Regions from separate parts of the Homo sapiens genome. Here region 1 is linked to region 2. Evidence: chromatin loops called from intact Hi-C (ENCODE). Cell type or tissue: breast epithelium. All regions are shown on one strand. Region 1 holds the start of DNASE1L1 (deoxyribonuclease 1 like 1). Region 2 holds the start of LOC105373386 (a long non-coding RNA gene).

Region 1 (8,000 bases), 72 kb before region 2:
GGATGCCTACCCCCATAGGTCCCTCCAAAACAGAGACACTGGCCACCAGCTTTCCTGCCCCAGAAGTGCCTCCCTGCACTCGCTGGAGGAGCAGCTCACCTCGGCACACAGGCACACACTTGCCCAAGCTGAAGAAGTGGGAGTGTAGCTCCTTGGTGAAGCAGATGTCTGCAGCTGCAGGGGTCCTAAGCAGGGACAGATGCAATTAGTCCTGCCCCCTGCACCCCGCTCCACCACCCTGCCCCCAGCATCAGCATGCAGAAGGGAGGCACAGGGGAGGGCCTGCGGGGCCCCACCCCATGCCCTGCCTGGACTGCTGGACGCCACCTCCTGGGCAGAGCAGGAGGAGGGCAAATCTGGGCAGAGGCAGGTGGGGCCGGCCCGGCCCACTTCGAGGGGCCCATTCCTCCTCACCAACGCATCAACTTCAGGTTCCAGATGTGGCGGAGTTTCAGGATCCCTAGAGGACAGGAAAGGCTTCATGCCCCAACTTCCCATATCCCCAGGGAGTGCCCTTCCTTCACCCCATCTCAGGGAATGAGGGACAGCAGCACTACCATTTCCCTACAGCCCAAAGTGGCATCTTTCAGACCCTTAGGCCAGATCATTCAGTTCTCCCTGGCTCCTCCCTCTCCCCCACCCTCCACATCTTACTAATCACTGCACCTGGACTGCCTACCTCCCCAACATACTTGGACAATGCCCATTCTTCTATACTTCTCCCTGTACTGTCACTGCAACCAGCCCAGTCTAGGCTAGTGGATGGCTCCAAGTCCTCCTTCCTGGCCTCCCAGGATCCACCTGTGACATCTATAGGCCTTTCTCCACCCAGCAGCCAGGGTGAGCTCTGAAGGGCTCCAGTGTGGCTAGGTGGCTCCCCATGAACTCTAGGACAGTTAAGCTCTCTGTTCAGGAGTGGAAGCCCCAGGCACCCCTCCACCCGGCCATCTGGTTACCAGAGCCAAGCAACTTCCTGTGAAGTCAGCAGAGCAGGAACCTCTAGGTGTGGCAACCAGGCTCCCAAATAGGGCTGAACGGTACACGCCCAGCCAGGGGCAAACCTGAAGCCAGGACACTGGGCTTCCAGTCCCTGGCCCAGAACTTCCTCACAGGATATCCTATGTCCAACCCCCAAATTTTTCCCAAGACTGTGGGGCCCTGGATGGTTTAGAGAACAGAGGGTTCTGGAGGCCTGACGTTAAAGGAGCTGTAAGATATGCCCTGTGGCCGTTCCTTGGTCCTGCTCCATGCCCAAGGCCCTCTCCAAATCATGCTCCCTCAGGGATGCTGCAGGAGCCACAAATCCAAGTCTCAGCCCTGGGGCAGAACGCCCGGAAACCGGAGTGCCAGGGCTCCATGAAAAGGCAGCGAGAAGGGGTTTGTTCTGACGAGGCTGGGCCCGTCCCGAATCCTCGCCTTTCCTCCCCCTGCCCAGCACACTGGCCCGGGTACCCCAGAGATGAGGGTCGTCCATGCAGGACTGGTGATTGGACACGGTGATGAGGGGCGTGGCCGGGCCTCGCTTCTCGATGAGCTCGTACAGCACCTCCCTGTTGTGCACGGTCAGGTGGTTCATGTACTCTGGCGGGGAAGGAGAAGTCAGGCGCTCCGGGCTCGCCCGCTAGGTCGGGGCCGCGGCGTCCCCCACCCTAAGTCCCACCTCCGGCCGGGCATGGGTACCCGGGCGGGCCTGCCTCGGCCTGGGCCCACTCACTGGTCCAGAAGCAGCTGTAGGTGCCCACCAAGCCCATGACGACGCTGCTGGCCAGGGTCCAGGTGAGCGGCGGCACCGCGGGGAACGGCCACTTCACGTGCAGAGGCATCCCCACCCGGCCCGCGGCCGGCGCTCCCAGCGCCCCGGGCCGGCCTGTGGGGCGCCTCTAGGTCTGCGACCTCGACCGCTCGAGACACTGGCCCCTGACTGGCCCGCGCACGGACGGACGGGGGCGCGGCGCAACAGGGGACTGGACCGAGGTCCCTTCGCAGGTCAGGCCGGAGCAGCGCCCGGCCCCGCTCTCTCGTCACTGGGGAGCGGTCGCCGGGGTCACAGGCCGTGGGCGCGCTGCGGAACGGGAGGAAACGGGAAGGCGGGCGCTGGCACCCCGGCCCGGTGCAACCGCCGGAAAGCGAACCTGCGCCGGTGCCCAGCCCGACCGACTGTCGCAAAGCGCGCACGGGCCGCTTGACGGCAGCGAGGCCAGCCCCGGGGCGGCGGGAAGTGGCCGTCACCCCGTGGGGCTCCCGCTTCCTGGCAGCCTCCTGCGCTCGCCTTTTGTCTCTCTAGTGTTTCTGTTTTTTGTTTGACACAGGGTCCAGCCAGACCCAGGCTGGAGTGCAGTGATGGGATCATGGCTCACTGCAGCCTCGATCTCCCAGACTCAAGCGATTCTCCTGCCTCAGCCTCCCGAGTAGCTGGGACCACAGGCGCCCGCCATCACACTCTGATCCACCCGCCTCGGCCTCCCAAAGTGTTGGGATGACAGCCGTGAGCCACCCCGCCCAGCCACATATACAATTTGACATAGTTACAGTACTACATGATACTATGTGTATGTAGCAATGTATAATCTACTGTATGGCAAAATATACAATATATACAGCAATATATACAAACATATTGTGTATCATATGTAATACAAGAAACAGTATTTTATACCATCTGATACAGTCACAATGTCAGCTACTACCTCTAGTTCTGAAACATATTCATGACCCGGAAAGAAAGCCCCCTATGCATTAAGCAGCCAGTTTTTTATTTTTATTTTATATTTATTTATTTATTATTATTTTTTTAGGAGTCTCGCTCTGTCGCCAGACTGGAGTGCAGTGGCACAATCTCGGCTCACTGCAACCTCCGCCTCCCGGGTTCAAGCTATTCTCCTGCCTCAGCCTCCTGAGTAGCTGGGACTACAGGCGCAGGTCGCCACGCCCGGCTAATTTTTTTTTTTTTTTGTATTTTAGTAGAGATGGGGTTTCACCATGTTGCCCAGGTTGGTCTCGAACTCCTGAGCTCAGGCAGTCCACCCACCTCAGCCTCCCAAAGTGCTAGGATTACAGGCATGGGCCACCGCACCCGGCAGTTTTTTATTTTTATTTTTATTTATTTTTATTTTTGAGACAGAGTCTTGCTCTGTTGCCCAGGCTGGAGTGCAGTGACGAGATCTCAGCTCATTGCAACCTCTGCCTCCCAGGTTCAAGCGATTCTTCTGTCTCAGCCTCCTGAGTAGCTGGGATTACAGGCGCAAGCCACCACACCTGGCTAATTTTTGTATTTTTAGTAGAGGCTGGGTTTCTTCATGTTGGTCAAGCTGGTCTCGAACTCCCGGCCTCAGGTGATCTGTCTGCCTCTCCTCCCAAAGTGTGAGTCATCCTACCTGGCCTGTTTTTTATTTTTAAACCATAATTTATTGATTTTTTTTTTTGAGATGGAGTCTCGCACTGTCGCCCGGGCTGGAGTGCGAGTGCAGTGGTGTGATCTCGGCTCACTGCAAGCTCCGCCTTCCAGGCTCAAGCAATTCTCCTGCCTCAGCCTCCTGAGTAGCTGGGATTACAGGCGCCCACCACCACGCCGGGCTAATTTTTTGTATTTTTAGTAGAAACGGGTTTCATTATGTTGGCCAGGCTGGTCTTGAACGCCTGACCTCGTATCCACCCGCCTCAGCCTCCCAAAGTGCTGGGATTACAGGCATGAGCCACCACGCCCAGCCCATAATTTATTGATTTTTTAAAATTTGTCCAGCCTTCTATTACCACGTCGAATCCATTAGCTACAGCCATCCCATGAGAAGCTGAGTGGATTCAGCCCCACCTCCTGCTCACAGACCCTGTCCGAGCACCTCATTTGTCCCAACAGCATTACTGCAGGACCCCCAGGACGTTGGACTGCCAGCTCCCTGGGTCTCCTCCTCTCTGGGGCAGATCCTCAGTCCTCCCTTGACTTCACGACTGTGGCCAGATCATGTGTGGACTGTCCCTCTCTTTGGGTCTCCAGAGCGCTTGCATCAAACACCCCTAACTCAGAAGTGTGCAGCCACACTGGGACTCAGAACCCAACAACAGGGACAGAAGACTCACGCCCTTGGGGTGCCCGGTCTCGTGGCATCAGGCATGACTTCCAGCTCCTGCGCCTTCCCCAGCAACTGCTGACTGGGGACCCAGACCGGGAGCTGAGCGACGGGCCTGGCGAGCGAAGCTCGGGGTCTCACTCAGGCACCAGCCCCTCCTTGCCCCAGGCTTGAGTGACTCACAGGTCTGTCATGTCCCGCTGGCCCGGGAAGGCGGGGTCTGGGTGGGAAGGTGGGCGGGCAGGTCAGCAGTTCCCAGGCCTGGTGCTGGTCCTCCTTGTTGGCGGCGAGGCGGAGACGGGGCGGGCCTGCCTGTTGGCAAGGGTGGGGCGTCCGGCCCAGCCAGGCCCTTCCTGGCCGGGTGGCTCAGGAACACAGCCTCTTCCTCTTTTTTTTCCCCTCCTAGCCCTATTCAGGCAGGAGCTGCTCTTCTGGGGTATCGCGATCCACTTAAGGATGAGGCAGACTTGGTGACAAGCTGGTCTGAGCAGGTATGGGAGCCCCCTGGGGAGACGGAAGAAGGGAGGAAGTTGCCTTCTGCCTGGGGAGGGTTTGAGAGGGAGAGGGAAGCCTAGGGCTCCCACCAAGGCTGATATTGACAGCCAGGGTTTGGGGCTGAAGCCAGGAACCGTCGCTCTCTCTGGTTCTTACTGGTAGCCCTCATGGGGGTCCCTGACGCCAGAGCCTCCAAGGCTGCATGTGCCAGCCCAGGGCTGCCCACATACCCATGTATATCCCAGAATAGGCACCAGGGTAGGGAACCCAAACTAGCATGAGTGACAGAGCAGGTGGTCAGGGAGAAACAGACATCAAACCCAGCCAGGAGAGAGACACCGCAACAGAGAGACAGAGAAGGGAAACCAGAGACGAGAGGGAAAGTGAGACAGAGACGGACAGAGCCTCAGAGAGGTAGGAAGTGAGCCCGAAGGGAAGGTGACAGGTTGATAGAGAAAAGCAGGCAGACAGAGCAGAGGAACTCATGCCTCAGGATGCAAAAGCCACATGGACAGGGCGTGGAGCAAGGAGCCGAGCCCTGCAAGGTCAGGTGAGTGTGAGACAAAGATAAACTGAGAGAGGGGGGCTCCAGCTGGTGAGATGAACAAGAAGGGCTCCCCAGTGGTGGCAGGGGCATGGGAAAGAGTCCCCATCACAGGTTGCAATGGGGATGATTTGGCCATATCTGAGACCTTTTAAAATGCACACACCCTTCACTGCCGGGAGTTTATCTTAAAGAGAACATCTCACAAGTGGGGAGACAGAGATGAACGAAGATGTTCCTGTAGTTGCTAATGGAGGCGAAAAGCACTGGGGTCTTGGAACAACATGGTGAAACCCCATCTCTCCAAACAAATTTTAAAAATTAGCTTGGTAGCCGGGCGCGGTGGCTCACACCTGTAATTCCAGCACTTTGGGAGGCTGAGGTGGGAGGATTACTTGAGGTCAGGAGTTTGAGACCAGCCTGGCCAACATGGTGAAACCCTGTCTCTACTAAAAGTACAAAAATTAGCCGGGTGTGGTGGCACGTGCCTGTAATCCTAGCTACTTGGGAGGCTGAGGCAGGATAATCTCTTGAGCCTGGGAGACGGAGGTTGCAGTGAACTGAGATCAAGCCACTGCACTCCAGCCTGGGAGACAGAGTGAGACTCCATCTCAAAAAAAGAAAAAAAAAATTAGCTTGGTGTGGCAGCATGCACCTGTAGTCCCATCTACTCGGAAGGCTGAGGTGAGAGCATCACTTGAGCCTGGAAGGTGGAGGTTGCAGTGAGCTGAGATCACATTACTGCCCTCCAGCCTGAGCAACAGAATGAGACTATCAAAAAAAAAAAAAAAAAAAAGGGGGGGGGCCGGGCGCGGTGGCTCACGCCTGTAGCCCCAACTACTCAGGAGGCTGAGGCAGGAGAATCACTTGAACCCGGAAGGCAGAGGTTGCAGTGAGCCAAGATCACGCCACTGCACTCCAGCCTGGTGACAGAGCAAGACTCCATCTCAAAAAAAAAAAAAAAAAAAAAAAAAAAGGTAGACTAGGCCAGGCGCAGTGGGTCAGGCCTATAATATCCCAGCACTGGCTGGGCGCAGTGGCTCACACCTGTAATCCCAGCACTTTGGGAGGCCAAGGCCGGCTGATCACCTGAAGTCAGGAGTTCGAGACCATCCTGGCCAAGATGGTGAAACCCTGTCTCTACTAAAAAATATAAAAATTAGCTGGGCGTGGTGGTGGGTGCCTGTAATCCCAGCTACTCGGGAGGCTGAGGCAGGGAGTTGCTTGAACCCAGGAGGCTGAGGTTGCAGTAAGCCGAGATCACGCCACTGCTCTCCAGTCTGGGCGACAGAGTGAGACTCTGTCTCAAAAAAAAAAAAAAAAAAAAAAAAAAAAAAAAAAAAAATCCCAGCACTTTGGGAGGCTGAGGTAGGAAGATCACTTGAGTCCAGCAGTTTGAGACCAGCCTGGGAAACATAGAATTCAGGAGGCTGCAGTGAGCTGTGATGGCACCATTGCACTCCAGTCTGGGCGACAGAGCAAGACTTTGTCCCAAATAAATAAACAATAAAAGAATAAGCTTGACCGCTTGTGCACTGTTGGCGAGAACGTAAAATGGTGCAGTCACCATGGAGACCAATATGACACTTCCTCAGAAAATTAAAACTAGAACTACCATATGATCCAGCAATTCCACTTCTGGGTATATACCCAAAAGAACTGAAAGCAGGGGCTGGGCGCTCTGGCTCACGCCTGTAATCCCAGCACTTTGAGAGGCCGAGGCGGGCAGATCACGAGGTCAAGAGATGCATGAGGCTGGGGCACCAGGGCTCATTCCTGCAATCCCAGCACTTTAGCAGGCTGAGGCAGGAGAATTGCTTGAGCCCAGGAGTTCAAGACCAGCCTGGGCAACATAGTGAGACCTTGTCTCTATTTAAAAAAAAAAAAAAAAAAAAAAAAGGACACGGTGGCTCACACCTGTAATCCCAGCACTTTGGGAGGCCAAGGTGGGCAGTTCACCTGAGGTCAGGAGTTCGAGACCAGCCTGACCAACATGAAGAAACCCCATCTCTACTAAAAATACAAAATTAGCTGGGCGTGGTGGAGCGTGCCTGTAGTCCCAGCTATTTGGGAGGCTGAGGCAGGAGAATCGCTTGAACCTGGGAGGCAGAGGTTGCAGTAAGCCGAGATCGCACCATTGCACTCCAGCCCGGGCAGCAAGAGCGAAACTCCGTCTCAAAAAAAAAAAAAAAAAACCAGATGGATGGATGAATGAATGAATGAACAAAATGTGGTCTACCCAGATGCCCAGACAATGGAATATGATTCAGCCATGAAAAGGAAAGAAATTCTACAGCCGGGTGCGGTGGCTCACGCCTGTAATCCCAGCATTTTGGGAGGCCGAGGCGGGCAGATCACGAGGTCAGGAGATCAAGACCATTCTGGCTAACATGGTGAAACCCCATCTCTACTAAAAATACAAAAAATTAGCCGGGCGTGTGGCAGGCACCTGTAGTCCCAGCTACTCGGGAGGCTGAGGCAGGAGAATGGCGTGAACCCAGGAGGCGGAGCTTGCAGTGAGCCGCGTTTGCGCCACTGCACTCCAGCCTGGGCGACAGAGTGAGACTCCGTCTCAAAAAAAAAAAAAAAATTCTGACATATGCTCCAACATGAATGACCCTTGAGGACATTTTGCTCAGTGAAATGAGCCAGTCACAAAAAGACAAATACTGTAGGATTTCACTTTTTTTTGAGACGGAGTCTTATTGTCGCCCAGGCTGGAGTGCAGTGGTGCGATCTTGGCTTGATCTTCACAGAGCAAGACTCTGTCTCAAAAACAATTTTTTTTTTTGGAGACAGAGTCTCACTCTGTCACCCAGGCTGGAGTGCAGTGGTATGATCTCGGGAGGTCACTGGGAGGCTGGTGCTGGGCAGCAGCTAGTGCCACTTTCTCTGTT
Region 2 (8,000 bases):
CCATCCCAGCCCCTGGCGGGGGCCCGTGGTTCTTCCCGCTCATGGCCACGGAACGGTCCACGCTCGCGGAGCCGCAGGCTGAGCTTTTGCTGGTGAGGGACAAGGTCGTGGTTTCCCGTGGCTGGTGGCCCTCACGGAGGAGCCTGCTGGGAGCACGCCCGTGTAGGGTTTCCTGTCATCGGGTTGCCACGCCCATCTTGAACGCTCGAGTCCACGCAGAAGTGTAGAAGTGGATGTGTAGCTTTATTTGTAATTCTCTTTCTTTCTTCCTTTCTTTCCTTCTTTCTTTCCTTTTCTTTCTTTTTGAGTCAGGGTCTCACTCTGCGCCCAGTCTGGAGTGCAGTGGCGCGATGAGGGCTCACTACAGCCTTGACCTCTCCACCCCAGCGAGGGCTTCAACCTCCAGCCTCAGCCTTCCGTGTAGCTGGGACTACAGGCGCACGCCACCACCATGTCCGGCTAATTTTTTACTTTTTGTAGAGATGGGGTCTCGCTTTTTCGCCCAGGTTGGTCTGGGATTCCTGGGCTCAGGTGATCCACCCCAGCCTCACAAAGTGCTGGGATTCTGGGCACCGCGCACCGGCCGCCGCGCCCGGCTTGATGTGTAGTTTCAATAGAAACCACCAAGGTCTTCAGGGTGGCCTGTGCATCACTTTACACATACTCAAGCGAATCATTGAGAGGTGTTTGAGGCCGGGCGCGGTGGCTCACGCCTGTGATCCCAGCACTTCGGGAGGCCGAGGCGGGTGGATCGTTTGAGGTCAGGAGTTTGAGACCAGCCTGACCAACATAGTGAAACTCTGTCTCTAATAAAAATATAAAATTAGCCGGGCGTGGTGGCGCCCTCGCCTATAATCCCAACTACTCAGGAGGCTGAGGCAGGAGAATCGCTTGAACCCAGGAGGCAGAGGTTGCACTGAGCCGAGATCGCACCACGGCACTCCAGCCTGGGTGACAGAGCAAGATTCTGTCTCAAAAAAAAAAAAAAAAAAAACGTTTTTGAAACAACTTGAAGCAAGTTATCCCATGTATAAAAAAGCATGAAGTTATTTATACTATTTTTCTGTGCAATCACCCACATAATTAGCCAAGTTAAGACCCATTATGCGGCCGGGCGCGGTGGCTCACGCCTGTAATCCCAGCACTTTGGGAGGCTGAGGCGCGTGGATCACGAGGTCAGGAGTTCGAGACCAGCCTGGCTAATATGGTGAAACCTCGTTTCTACTAAAAATACAAAAATTAGCTGGGCGTGGTGGCGTGTGCCTGTAGTCCCAGCTACTCGGGAGGCTGAGGCAGAAGAATCGCTTGAACCCGGGAGGTGAAGGTTGCAGCAAGCCGAGATCGCACCACTGCACTCCAGCCTGGGTGACACAGTGAGACTCCGTCTGAAAAACAAAAACAAAAAAAAACCGTTATGCTACACGTTTTGTAGTGATTTTGTTTTGTTTGTTTTAGCTTTTTTATAATTTCAACTTTTTTGTTTTTGAGATAGAGTCTCACTCTTGTCGCCCAGGCTGAGTGCAATGGCACCATCTCGGCTCATTGCAACCTTTGCCTCCCAGGCTGAAGGGATCCTCTCACCTCTCACCTGGGTTGGTCAGGCTGGTCTCAAATTCCTGACCTCAGTGATGCACCAGCCTCGGCCTCCCAAAGTGCTGGGATTACAGGCATGAGCCACCGCGCCCGGCCTGATGTACTTTAAACTTTTTTTTTTCTTTTTTTGAGACAGAGAGTTTCACTCATGTTGCCCAGGCTGGAGTGCAATGGCGTGATCTCAGCTCACCACAACCTCCACCTCCTGGGCTCAAGTGATTCTCCTGCCTCAGCCTCCCGAGTACCTGGGATTACAGGCATGTGCCACTGCACCGGGCCTCCATTTGATGTACTTTTAAAGCATTATTATTTCTACCTTGCATTTACTATGAACACAGCCTTGAACGTGCATCCATCTCTCTCTAGAATAATTACCTGTAAGTGGAATTGCTGGGTCGAGATATATGTACATTAAAAAAAAAAATTTTTTTTTTTTGAGACAGGATCTCAGTCTGTCGCTCAGGCTGGAGTGGAGTGGCTCGATCACAGCTCACCACCGCCTCAACCTCCTGGGCTCAAGTGATCTTCCTGTTTCAGCCTCCTGAGCTGCTGGGACCACAAGTGTGTGCCACCATCCCTGGCTTTTTTAGAAAACTTCTTTTTGTACAGACAGGGTCTCACTGTGTTGCCCAGGCTGGTCTTGAACCCCTGGGCTCAAGTCCTCCCTCCTTGGCCTCTCAAAGTGCTGGTTTTACAGATGTGTCCCACCTTGTGTGGCCTGCATTTAAAATTGTAAGAGACACTAGGGAATTGCCTCCCCTAAAGACCCTACCTTTGATACTGTCCGTCCCTCGCATTGTACCCTCAGCGTTTACCCACAGCCTCACCAGCACCTTTTGGGCTAACAGCTTTTTAGGTAGCTGAAAATTAGATGGGAGAACTGTAGCTTTTCGCTTTTTCCTTCTTCCCTGTTTCCTAGTCCTGTTCCCCTCCCTCCCAAAGGGGTCATTTAAAATGTGGTGTCATTTGGAATGTGTTTGTTCAATTGTATTTTAGTTTTCTGAGACAGGGCCTCGCTTTGTCACCCAGGCTGGAGTGCAGTGGTGTGATCATAGCTCACGGCAGCCTTGATGTCCCAGACTCAAGTGATCCTCCCACCTCAGCTTCTGGAGTAACTAGGACTACAGGCATGTGCCACCACGCCAGCTAATTTTATTTTTTTGTAGAGACGAGGTCTCACCCTGTTGCCCAGGTTGGTCTCCTATTTCTGGCTTCAAGCGATCTGCCCGTCTCGGCCTCCCAAAGTGCTTGGATGACAGGCGTGAGCCACTGCCCTGCACCTGTGGATTTTTTGTGTGTATGGTTTTGCCCACCGTAACTGTCCCTGTGCTGCATTCCTATTCTGCTGACTGCTTCCGTCATTCAACAGGGTTTCTCAGCTCTTTGTCTGTGGCCCTGGAGACGTACAGTTGACTCCTGTGCTCCTGCAGAGGATTTCAGAGCTTGGATGCAACACATTTGATCATTCCCACCCTGAGTGATGCAACCCCAGGGCTTCAGCTCCTGGTGTGCCACAAACCATGCCACGAAGGCCATGGCACGGAATGTGGCCTTAGCGAGAAGGGAGAATTGCTCTTGCTGAGGTTATCAAGGGGTAGGATTGCTGGGTTCAAGAACACTGATGTTTCATTTTCTTATGTTTGTTCTGTTCTTTTTTTTTTTTTTTTTTTGAAAGAGTCTCACTCTGTCACCCAGGCTGGAGTGTAGTGGCGCGATCTCGGCTCACTGCAACATTCACCTCCTGGGTTTAAGCAATTCTCCCACCTCAGCCTACCGAGTAGCTGGGACTAAAGGCGCACGCCAGCATGCCTGGCTACTTTTTGTATTTTTAGTGGAGACGGGGTTTCACCGTGTTGGCCAAGCTGGTCCTGAACTCCTGACCTCAAGTGATCCCCCCGCCTCGGCCTCCCACAGTGCTGGGATGACAGGCGTGAGCCACCGCGCCTGGCTCCTTTCCCATTTTCTAAGGGACAGTCAGTCTCCTCCATACCATTTGTCACACAGCCTTTCCCCCATGATGGCACTGCCATACTCCTGCTAAATGCGCAGGCATCTGTGGTCTCCTCTGCACTTGTCCTTCCAGGGAACGATGCAGTGGGCTCCTTGCTTTGCATCTCGCCATACCTGGTGCACCTGCCAGCTCCCTTAGCAGGACCTTGCAGACAGTTTCAGTCATTCTTGGGCATTTTCTTCTCCATGTGAAGTTTCCCATCATCTTGTCCCGGACCATTAGACACCCACATCCCTGGCTTCCTGGGACTCTGGTGGCGTGATGGGAAGAGCCCACTTCTTAACATTGTTTTTTTTCAAGAGGATCTCATTCTTAGTCCAGGTGGCAGGAATGGTTTCCCCTGCTGGCCTCAGCTCTGTTGGCAAGGGATACCTGCAGTCTGGGGCCTGGAGTTGGAGCGCTCCAGACACGGTCCCTTCCTTCCGGGAGTTTCTTTCTCGTGGGTGAGCCAGAAGCAAACACCTCATCCCACAGTTCTGAGGGCCTGGGTGGGGCCATCGTCCTGGTCCAGGTAAGAGACCATGGAGTCTGGCCAAGCACGTTGGCTCCTGCCTGTAATCCCAGCACTTTGGGTTAGGGTTAGGGCAGGAGGATCACTTGGCTCCAGCAGTTTAAGACCAGTCTGGGCAACCTAACAAGGCCCCATCTCTACAAAAGAAAAAAAAAGTTATCCAGGCATGGTGGCGTGTGCCTGTAGTCCCAGCTGATTGGGAAGCTGAGGCAAGAGCATCTCTGGAGCCCAGGAGTTCGAGGCTGCAGTGAGTGTTGATCATGCCACTGCATTCCAGTCTGGGCAACAGAGCAAGAACCTGTCTCAATTAAAAAAAAAAAAAAGCCGGGCGTGGTGGCTCACACCTGTAATTCCAGCACATTGGGAGGCTGAGGCGGGCAGATCACCTGAAGTCAGGAGTTTGAGACCAGCCTGACCCACATGGAGAAACCCTGTCTCTACTAAAAATACAAAATAAGCCAGGCATGGTGGCACATGCCTGTGATCCCAGCTACTCGGGAGGCTGAGGCAGGAGAATCGCTCAAACCCGGGAGGCAGAGGTTGCGGTGGGCCAAGATTGTGCCATTGCACTCCAGCCTCGGCAATAAGAGCGAAACTCCATCTCAGAAAAAAAAAAAAAAAAGGACAGTGGAGTCCTAGATGGCGAGGGTAGCAATGGAGAAACCCACTTCAATTTCTTTGAGCCAACGGTTGGAAGGATTCCCGTGGGAAGGTCAGGAGGGAGAGGAGCCAACAGGTGGAACTCCGACAGTTCCCCCGTCCTCACCTTGTAGGGCTGCAAGATTCCTTGGTGCCTGTCTGGGCTCCAGGGCCCCCACCCACCCCTGCAGGCTTATGTGCGGATCAGCAAGAGGCACTCTGCTCTCGGGGCAGGTACTCGGCTGGAGGCGAGGACACGGGAGGGATTTCAGCCCTCTGGCTCCCCAGGAAGGTGTCCTTGTGCCGAGAACAGCCTGCACGACCTTCTAGGGCACCCAGGATTAGGCTGTATCCTCCCTCTGCCCAAACTGGCTACAGAAAGTTCATTTTAATGCCCACTAGAGAGTGAGGAGACTGTAGGTGCAATTTCTTTGTTGTTTTTCTTTTTTCTGAGACAGAAGAGTCTTGCTCTGTGGTCCCAGGCTGGAGTGCAGTGGTGTGATCTTGGCTCACTCAAACCTCCACCTCCCAGGTTCAAGCCAGATTCTCCTGCCTCAGCCCCCTGGGTAGCTGAGATTACAGGCACGTTCCACCATGCCCGGCTAATTTCTGTATTTTTAGTAGACGTGGTTTCACCATGTTGGCCAGGCTGGTCTCGAACTCCTGACCTCGTGATCTGCCCACCTTGGCCTCCCAAAGTCTTGGGATTACAGGCGTGAGCCACCTCACCCAGCTGTAGGTGAGATTTCTGAGTGCCCGTTACAAATTCCTGATTGACCCAAGCTGGGCAGGTCGCCCCGCCACCCCTGTCCAGCTATGGCCTGTGGTCTAGGTTACATGAGCCAGTGCTAACTAGGCTGGGATGAGCATCACACCTGTTAGACCCCATCGCCTGTCCTCCATGCATCCTTAGTGGAGTTTGGGAGAAGGCAAGGAAAGGAGCAATGATACAACTTGTAGTTGTGTCATTTCAAGCATACCTGGGCCACAGGTGAGTGAGGGCCGTCCCTGGGTGGAAACAAAGAGCAAATGAAAACACAGAGGGGTCGGGACTCGGTGGATCACACCTGTAATCCCAGAATTTTTGGAGGCTGAGGCAGGAGGATCACTGGAGACCAGCCTGGGCAACGAGGTGAGACCCCATCTCTAAATACAGAGAAAAAAATAGAAACAACCAAAAAAAAACAGGCCTAAGCAGGACCTGACGCTGGGGCCGTGCAGAAGCAGCTTGCTGCACTTGGTCTTGATGGCCTCTGGGTCAGGAGGCCTTGTGCCTTCAGGTGAGTGTGCCGAACGGAACCCCTCAGCTCAACCCAGTGTTTTTGCAAGGTTACTTCCGGGATAAAGGAAAGATGAGGTGAGCGCTGCCTCAGCACAGGGAGCTCAGGGATAGCAGGTCCATGTCAGCCTGGGTCTGCGTGAGCAGGTGAGAAGGAATCTGCCTGCCTCCCAGCAGGTGCCCTGAGCACCCTCCAGCACGGCCTGCCTGCCCACAGGCACGGGGAAAAGGCTCAGGTCTCTGTGAGCCCTGGCTGATAGATCACCTTGCCTCCTTAGTGCGGTCATACTGCTGGGATCCTGGCAGAGACAACCTACCTTCCATAGAGGGGACACGTCACCCCAGGATTCTGCCACAGGACTTTTGGAGGTAAAGCTGAAGTGGGGCCCACAGCCTCACGATGACAGCACTGGCCACCGTCATGGAGAGTAGAGTCAGTGGGCAGGTCAAAGAGTAAGGCTGGACCTGTCAGGGTTCCGGGGTGGAATCCTCAAAGATCCCCAATCACATCATTGTCAGCAATGGCTGGGAGCATCCACCCCCTCCTCACAGCAGCCCTAGGATGTCGGTGCCAGTGTTACCCCCATTTTCAGACAAAAACAGGAGGGAAATGTGACTCATGAAGTTGGGCTCCAGAGCCTGAGCCCTTTCTCGGCTTTGCTGCACTCCCTCCCACTCCTGCCCTTTGGAGATTCCCCGTGGTGTGTGGTGTGTGGTGTGTGGAGTGTGATGCATGTGGAAGGAAGGAGTCGGAGGCAAGTCTGGCTCAGTATCTCCCAGGCCTCGGGTCATCACGCGAAAAACAGAGGAGGGTAAAATGAGAACCGCTGTTCTCCTCTCGGGCCTGATCGGCTGAACTCTGCAAGCACAGACTGACCAGCTTAGAATTCTCAGCAGATCACAGAGCAGTTCTCATAGATGTTTGCATTATTGTGATGTAAAGCTACTGACTTCTCAGATCTCTAATAGTCTCTCTGACACAACAACCTAAGGGTAGAAAGAAAGAGATACAAAAGAGAAGAGTTAGAAATCCAGGGAGATTTGAAAAGCAGCACGTACATAAGCCTAGTCATTGCAATGAAAATCTCATCCAATGGACTCAACAGCAAATTGATGCCCCTGAACACAGAATGAGTGACCTGGAAGACGATGCCAAAGACACTTCCTCCTGCCCCGTTCTTAGCAGATGATGTGGCTTCCTCCTTCTGTGACGCACTGCAGCAGCCCCTCCTCGAGGTCCAGAGCCCTAGGCCTTCCATGCTCCCAGGCTCAGTACTAGACTCCTGGTCACCCCAACATCTTTATTTTTGCCTCCCTGCTCTGGGGGTTGTAGCTTCTTCCTTCACCAACTCTGTTACTTCAGTATCCCTTTTGCACTTTCAGCCCTCAAACCCCAAGTAAATACGCTTTCACTTCCCTTTCTTGAGATACTAGGTATGTATTTTTGTCTCCTAACTGGTTCCTGACTAATCCAGAACTGGCCCTGGGTAAGGTTCTGGAAGAAAAGGCCTATGCACATGGAATCTGGCGATTGGTCTGGTCCTGCCTTTGGGCTGGAGTGCAGGGTTGAGCATTTTCCCAGTGGGAAGTGGGGCATGAGCCATCCATGGCCTGCAGTGGCTTCACAATTAATCTAGCTGTCACTTCGGTTGCTTGGGATGATGGGCCAACTGAAACAAGCACCAGGGAGCTCAAGTCCTTGCTGCACCTGACTTGTCATGGTGGTCACGGATGGCTATGAGGGCTGTGGTATGGGATGATCCTTAGTGGCCCTGACTATGTACCATGAAGACACAATGGGCTCAGGCTCCCTAACTCTCAGCTCAAGCCACAGTAACAGAACCAGGGTGCTTCCAGGAAAGGCCTCAAAGTTCCCTTACTCCTTGTACTTGCAGGGCTGACAGTTCTGACAATCAAACACATTTTATTGTGCCAGTTACAGATTCCCAAAGTGATGAATTTCCAGC

What was found. Hi-C counts contacts between places; a loop is a spot of excess contacts. Peaks named below come from ENCODE experiments on the same cell type or tissue, not always from the same donor. Only the 100,000 strongest peaks of a DNase experiment are listed, where the experiment ranks them.
Region 1: it touches region 2 in a loop (8-fold over the local background); 3 of 110 quality-filtered maps call a loop at or near these places.

What each region holds. Positions count from the first base shown.
Region 1 is chrX:154,405,667-154,413,666 of GRCh38, reverse strand. DNASE1L1 (deoxyribonuclease 1 like 1) reads left to right here and starts at 4,413. Exons shown (of 8, transcript NM_001303620.2): 1 at 4,413-4,555. It overlaps TAFAZZIN (tafazzin, phospholipid-lysophospholipid transacylase), which reads right to left and starts at 2,128. Exons shown (of 11, transcript NM_000116.5): 1 at 1,715-2,128; 2 at 1,453-1,581; 3 at 415-460; 4 at 100-185. The coding sequence starts at 1,823. RefSeq lists silencers at 83-256, 1,602-2,141. In breast epithelium, no CTCF peak of the experiment used is centred here; DNase peaks (open chromatin) are centred at 1,556, 2,166 and 4,306; H3K4me3 peaks cover 3,385 bases; H3K27ac peaks cover 3,388 bases; H3K27me3 peaks cover 2,743 bases.
Region 2 is chrX:154,333,414-154,341,413 of GRCh38, reverse strand. It overlaps LOC105373386 (a long non-coding RNA gene), which reads left to right and starts at 5,886. Exons shown (of 2, transcript XR_001755979.2): 1 at 5,886-6,402; 2 at 7,140-7,459. RefSeq lists an enhancer at 7,122-7,341. In breast epithelium, no CTCF peak of the experiment used is centred here; no DNase peak of the experiment used is centred here; H3K27me3 peaks cover 1,601 bases.